Linked DNA regions of Homo sapiens: region 1 is linked to region 2. Evidence: chromatin contacts called from ENCODE Hi-C or POLR2A ChIA-PET data. All regions are on one chromosome and are shown on one strand. The core of a region is the stretch at or near the end of the contact, and the rest is flanking DNA. Distances in the headings are between cores, read along the strand shown.

The links. Hi-C counts contacts between places; a loop is a spot of excess contacts on that map. ChIA-PET counts read pairs that join two places held with the same protein, here RNA polymerase II (POLR2A). Pooled maps may share reads with other maps.
Region 1: a pooled map shows a loop between it and region 2 (3-fold over the local background). The contact joins the promoter of ATP1A1-AS1 here to the promoter of SIKE1 in region 2. A Hi-C loop is called at or near these places in 1 of 168 maps with a recorded cell type or tissue (vagina) and 3 of 50 pooled maps. POLR2A ChIA-PET finds 5 or more read pairs at or near these places in 1 of 52 experiments (activated T-cell).

The regions. Positions count from the first base shown.
Region 1 is chr1:116,416,829-116,420,170 of GRCh38, forward strand. ATP1A1-AS1 (ATP1A1 antisense RNA 1) reads right to left here and starts at 1,794. Exons shown (of 3, transcript NR_027646.1): 1 at 1,631-1,794. RefSeq lists an enhancer at 1,619-1,913 and a silencer at 1,873-2,002.
Region 2 is chr1:114,778,582-114,782,321 of GRCh38, forward strand. It overlaps SIKE1 (suppressor of IKBKE 1), which reads right to left and starts at 2,104. Exons shown (of 5, transcript NM_025073.3): 1 at 1,868-2,104; 2 at 1,529-1,634; 3 at 561-703. The coding sequence starts at 2,026. RefSeq lists enhancers at 1,290-1,856, 1,857-2,422, 1,887-2,126, 2,367-2,486.

The sequences.
Region 1 (3,342 bases), core at 544-3,043, 1.6 Mb after region 2:
TGCGGGGATCGGGGATACTTAGAAAATACGTTCTGCAAAATGTTGTATTAGAGGTTCTGAAAATTAAGATACAGAAAACATTTTACTTAATGAAGAAAATAGGGTAAATATGTTCAAAGGAGTATAGTTGTTAAAAGCAAACTGTTTAGAGTCAAGATCAACCCAGATTCACTTTCTGGTTCTCTGCAGCTTACTAGCTGTGACCTTCAACAAGTCTCTCTTAACCTGAGTCTTAGCTTTCCAATATGTAAAATGGACACAGCATTGTGAGGGTGGTTGGGAGGATTAAATGAGATCAGAGAATTTAGCACCATGACTGTAAAGAGAAAGGGCTCTACAAATGTAGCTGGTACTACAATTCACTTTTTTTTTTTTGAGACAGGACCTGACTGTCACCCAGGCTGGAGTGCACTGGCATGATTACAGCTCACTGCAGCCTCGACCTGCCAGGCTCAAGCCATCCTCCCACCTCAGCCTCCAGAGTAACTGGGACTACAGGCATGCGCCACCACATCCTGCTAATTTTTATATTTTTTGTAGAGATGGGGTTTTTGCATGTTGCCAGGCTGATTTCAAACTTCTGAGCTCAAGCCATCTGCCTGCCTTGGCCTCCTAAAGTGTTGGGATTATAGGCAAATGAGCCACCACGCCAGCCCACAATTCACTTTAAACACAAGTGAAACACATTTCATTAGACAGTGGAATAGACTTATGTCAATTTTCTTTTCTCTCTTATTTTACACAGTCTGATTTCCTGAAGACAGGAGGCGGGAGTAAGCTAATCAGGCCCTGAGTTAGCTGTTTCCAAGAAGCTTAGAGTGTCCCACTTACCTACGGGTTGCAGGGCCCGCATTGCCAGTAGGGCTGGCTTTTAGGGATGCTGCTGTTGGTGTGTGCTGTACTTGTTTTCTAGGATTGGGACAAGCTTCCTTGAGCTCCTGACTTTAGAGACCAGGTTTGGGAACTGATGGGTGCAGCAAATGCAAACAGACAGCAAACAGGCCAAAGAGGAGATTCATTCACTGAAGAGGGCCCTGGTACAGTACTGTCGAGGTTTTGCGGTGGCCTGGACACGGCTGGCTCCTTCGACTTACACAATATATCTTCTCTCTCTCTTACCTGCACTTATAAGAATCGGTGCTAAGGGTATGTGCCTACCACAGTGCAGCTTGTAGATTAATGAAGAAAGAATTGCTGCCACTTCCCAAATATTAAACGCCAGGTTCTGCCTATGCATATTCTCTCAACCTTCACAACACACCTACTAACTCCAGCTTACAAATGAGGAGACGAACCAGCAGGCTGTTCCAGGCGTCTGGTTGTAAGAGCAGTGGCAGTAGAGAAAATGATTTATTTTAGCACCAGCCACTGTGCTAATCCCTTTAGATATCATCTCATTTAATCCTTTTAACAACCCTGAAGCACCATCCTTATTCTAAAGGGACTTCGGACCTCTCTGCGGTCCACACTGTCCCCTGCTCGGTGCAGGAGTGTAGACTGGGACTGTTCCGTCTGGTGGTCTCCCCGACAAGGGTTCACCTGGAAACTGGCCTTTGGGCTGGGATTGGGACTCTGTACTTAGGCTGGCAGCCCATATTAGGACTGGGCACCGTGATAAGCACTTTCTTACCGCAAATGCACGATTTCACTCGGCCCTCACACACCCCACGAGGTGGGCACCGTCACAGTGCCATCTCACAGGCAAGGAGGCCAGGCCCAGGCCCTGAGGATGCGCCGCTCAGGTGGGAGCTTCCGGGGAGCTCGCGCGACAGCCTGGGGGAGCGCGGATTCGTCTCTGCGCTACGGCGGCTGCAGAGGGTCAACCCGCGGAGGCGGCGCTTCGCGGCGGGTCCTCGGCCTGAGGCTGTGGGATGCCTCCAAACCCGGCGCGGCCTCCGTCTGCAAGGAGAGCAGAGGGTCCCCGCCGGGAGCGCGCCCGGCTGCGGCCCCAGGCGGCCCTGCCCGCAGCCGCCACCTGAGCTTGGGCGCGGCTCCTATCTCCCACCCGCGCGTCGGCCAGTGAAGGGCTCCGTGCTTAAACATCATTCGTTACAGAAGTATTGCGGCCATCACACGGCATTTTAAAAACACGAATGATGATAAATAACTTTAACACTGCTTCCAATTCTGCCTCCAAGCACAGCATCATTACCATTTGCATGCGTTTCACTTCATTCGATTTCCATGTGTATGGATTTGTTTCTACATAGCTGTGGTAAAACGCACATACTAAACTGAATCCAGGGTTGTTTTCCACTTTGTAACATGAACATTTTCACCGTGTTAGTACTGACGCTTCCTACCTATAATTTTTAATGGCAGGACTTTAAAAAATTGGGTTGATACGCTGTCACTTCTCTGAGCATCTCGCAAATGTTCAACATTCAAGTGGCTTCCAAAGCTTCACGATTATAAATTATTCATTCTTTTTTGTTTTGTTTGGTTGTTTGTTTGTTTGTTTGTTTGTTTTTTGAGACGATGTCTCGCTCTTGTCGCCCAGGCTGGAGTGCAGTGGCGCGATCTCAGCTCACTGCAACCTTCGCCTTCCAGGTTCAAGAGATTCTCCTGCCTCAGCCTCCTGAGTAGCTGAGATTACGGGCATCTGCCACCACGCCCACCTAATTTTTGTACTTTCAGTAGAGACGGGGTTTCATCATGTTGGCCAGGCTGGTCTCGAACTTCTGACCTCAGGTGCTTCTCCCTCGACCCGGCCTCGGCCTCCCAAAGTGCTGGGATTACAGCACTTTGCTGCCCAGCCCATTCTTGTGTATAAAGTCCTTTCAGTATTGAGATCAGTTTCCTTAGGTTATATTCACAGGAGTGAAACTGCTAAGTCAGAATGTGAGCATTTAAAAGCTTTCAGTATTATTGCCAAATGGCTTTTCACAGATGACTCAGGGAGGTTTTGGTACTTGGAACACTGCTACTTATATCCCACTCCCCCCCCCCCCCACCAGGAAAACATCTAAAGTGCACTTTTTTTTTTTTTTTTTTTTTTTTTGTGAGACGGTATCTCGCTCTGTCGCCCAGGCTGGAGTGCAGTGGCGCGATCTCCGTTCACTGCAAGCTCCGCCTCCCAGGTTCACGCCATTCTCCTGCCTCAGCCTCCTGAGTAGCTGGGACTACAGGCGCCCGCCACCACGCCCGGCTAATTTTTGTGTTTTTAGTAGAGACGGGGTTTCACCGTGTTAGCCAGGATGGTCTGGATCTCTGACCTTGTGATCCGCCCGCCTCGGCCTCCCAAAGTGCTGGGATTACAGGCGTGAGCCACCGCGCCCGGCTAAAATGCAGTTTCATTAAGAGATAGTGACCCTTTCTGAGAGTGTCTACATTTAATTGGGA
Region 2 (3,740 bases), core at 854-3,353:
GAGGGAGGGGGAACCTTAGTCCCACTCAAATAAAAGGATCTGAGCAGCCCCTATCCTCCTTCTTTCTATTCATATCTTTACAAAGCCATGGCAAAATAAACAACAAATGTGATAAACATGAAAGGAAAATGAGCTTACTTTTCTTCAAAAACAAGCACACATGGCCAGGCGCAGTGGTTCATGCCTATAATCCCAGCACTTTGGAAGGCTAACGTGGGTGGATCGCTTGAGCCCAGGAGTTTCAGACCAGCCTGGGCAACATGGCGAAATGTCATCTCTACCAAAAAACAAACAAACAAACAAACAAACAAACAACCCCACAAAAATTAACAGGGCGTGGTGGTGTGCACCTGTAGTCCCAGCTGCTCCGGAGGCAGAGGTGAGACGATGGCTTGAGCCCAGGAGGCAGAGGTTGCAGTGAGCCGAGATCGTGCCATTACACCACGGCCTGGTCGACAAGAGCCAGACCCTATCTCACAAAGCAAAAAAACAAGCACACAATCTAAAACAATCTCAAGATTTCAATTTGGTTCATTTCGAATTTATTCAAAGTTTCTTACTGCAGAGTGAGACTGGTGAGCTTTCAGGACTGGTTCAGCATCCACCGCTTTTTTAGCAACCATTAACTGTAACATCTGTTTCCGATATTTGCTCATGATAAGTTCCAAAGCATCCTGGTGTTCCTCCAAGGAAATCCATAGCTCTGTCAAAAAATAAAAGAACTTGGCAGTGATGTCTGAGAGACAGTTCCCAAATCCAAAGTCTTAACAGTTGGAATTTTGTAACACTATATAGATAATATGAATCTAAAGTTGTAAATCAATGTTTAAGTCCGCAAAACTGAACAGTTAAAGTCTATGTGAAAGGTAACTTTCTAGGCAGAGAAGCAAAGTCTTGCAGAAACAACAATGGATGTATCATCAGAAGACATGTGTTTGAGTTCAGTTCTGTAACTTGCTTGGTTAATACTCATAAGTAAATCATTTAGCTTCTTCTGAGCCTATTTCTTAACTGCATTGTGGTAGATAAAAATGAAGATATGAGAATACAGTAGAATGATATATGTGAAACCCCTCTGGTAAACAACTATTAATACCACAATCATTAATAATGTACTAATCAAGCCTAAGAATATATACCCTTAGAATAAAATTCTGCTGCTTCACCTTGCACAAACAAGAACATAAACAAAACCTTAAATCTTACCTTCAGTGTTTATATTAATACTTAAACATTAAATTTTAAGTCCATGAGGCTATGAACTCTTTTGTTACACATCTGAGGATGCTTAAAAATAAACCATGCAATAATACCAACTCTACACAGCACCTCTTTGGTAAGCTGCTGCAATATTAGTCAGATGACCTTGAAAAGGGTAATCTAACAAACTTTATTGTTACTGGGCCAGATCAGGAGGACTCTCCTACTAAAAGTACTGACCTGGAAATATATGTACACTTTTGTAAATGTTTAGGGCAATTTTGCAATAACTTTAAACTATTACCAGATATGAAAAGGCCTGACTAACCTCTGTTTTCCTGTTGCAAGTCTCTAATCTGTGTGTTCTCTTGGGACAGCAGAATGTGAGGTTTGTATTTGGACATGTCCTTCATATCGGATGCATCCTCTTGATACTGGACAAATAGAGACAGACTAAGCATGCCTTAAAGAGAACAGCGGCAGATGCAACTGAAGAGGCAGAAGTTAGGGCTCCAGGGCAGGATTCTCAGCCCCGACCCAGGAAAATGGTCTCACCGCCGCCCTCTGAGACCGGGAATAAATTCCAGGCCGAGTTCCCACTTTACCTCGCTCTCCACCCTTCAGTGCCCAGAATCCGAGAGCACTGGACTCCTACCCTCTGCCTGACCTGGTCCGGAAGCGCTGTCCCCGCCTCCCGCATAGCTGCTACCCGCCGGTGCAGCGCCGCCGACTGATCCACCAGCGACTCGGCGGCCGCATCGTGCTCCCGTAGCCTCTCCAGCAGCGTCTTGGCGTCTGTCAGGATCTTCTCGATGGTGCAGCTCATAGCAGCAGCACCACCCCAGCCCCTGCCGGGCTCAGCTACGCGACTCGCTCAGATCTTCTGGGAGTCTGTCTCAGCATTACAGGCGTCATTTCCGGGCACGTTTACAAGGTGTCTTGGTAGGCGCAATGGGCGCCTGCGCAGTGGCAGCCTATTTTGCGGGTTGACCCGCTTTAACCTGCGGCTTCCTTGCAGTCCTTCCTTGCGCGGAGCCCCAGACCTACACTTGCCACGCCGTTGGTTTCCAGTTACCACAGCCTGGTGGTCAGGCTATGATTAGCTGGGCAGTGGGAAGGTCTCCTTTCCCTACTGGTTTTCATTGATGTGGGTTGTTCTTCAGTCACAGTTAGTTTCTTTTTATTTTCATTATTTTTTTCTTTTTTGAGACGGAATCTTGCTCTTGTCCAGGCTGGAGTGCAGTGGCGCGATCTTGGCTCATTGCAACCTCTGCCTCCAGGGTTCAAGCGATTCTCCTGCCTCAGCCTCTCGAGTAGCTGGGATTACAGGCATGCGCCACCACGCCGGCTGATTTTTCTATTTTTAGTAGAAACGGGGTTTCACATGTTGGCCAGGCCGGTTTCGAACTCCTGACCTCAAGTGATCCGCCCGCCTCGGCCTCCCAAAGTGCTGGGATTACAGGTGTGAGCCCCCGCGCCTGGCCTACTTTCATTTAATTTTTTTTAAATTGTGGCAAAATACACATAAAATTTAATATCTCAGCCATTTATAAGTGTACAGTTCAGTTGTACATTCATATTGTTATACAGCCACCATCAGCATCCATCTCTAGAACTCTTTCATCTTGCAGTACTGAAGTTCTGTACTCATTAAACAATAATTCCTCATTCTTCCTTATCCCCAGCTCCTGGCAGCCACCATTCTACTTTGTGTCTCTACAAATCTGACTATTCTGGGTACCTGACATGAGTGAAATCATACAGCATTTGTATTTATATAACTGCCTTATTTCACTTAGTGTAATGTCCACGAGTTTCATCCATATAGTAGCATATGTTAGAATTTCCTTCCTTTTTAAGGCTGAATAATATATATATACCACGTTTTGTTTATCCATTCATCCGTGGATGGACAGTTGGGTTGCTTCCACCTTTTGCTATTGTCAATAATGCTGCTATTGCAACTGGCTCACGTCTGGCTGCTTGCTGCCTAGAGGCCAAAAACATGAGAAGTGACCTGTGGTGAAAGCTTTACTAATCAAATGCTCGCAGATGGGGAATGGCTAGGCTCATGCCTTCAAAACAGCATTCCACTTTTTTTTTTTTTTTGGTCAAGGTATCCCAGAGACAGTATCAGTGTCCAAACTTTAATTTTGTCCCATATCAATGCCAGGGTGGTGTGCTACCTGCCCTGAGTCCATCATGTCCCTCCTGCGGCCAACTGACTTAGAGTCAAAAGAGTTACAGCCAATTAAACGTTCTAGGTCAGATGGGAAGGAGGTGGGCAGGCACTCATTAACCTTAAAACCCCTCTTAAGCAATGTTAAGAGGCAAAAACCAAAAGGCAAGGGTTACAAAATTGACTTATCTATAAATTCTATGCATTGAGCTGCTGTAATCTTGGCTTGTTGCAATTAGCTATACAAAATGCAAGCATTTTGTTTAGCTGTTTTGGCATCTGTGTCATCCTTGATTTGTAGGGTCTGAACTAATTTTAGCTCTCAATACTGGCCCTTACAACATTACGTTATAGTCTCTAG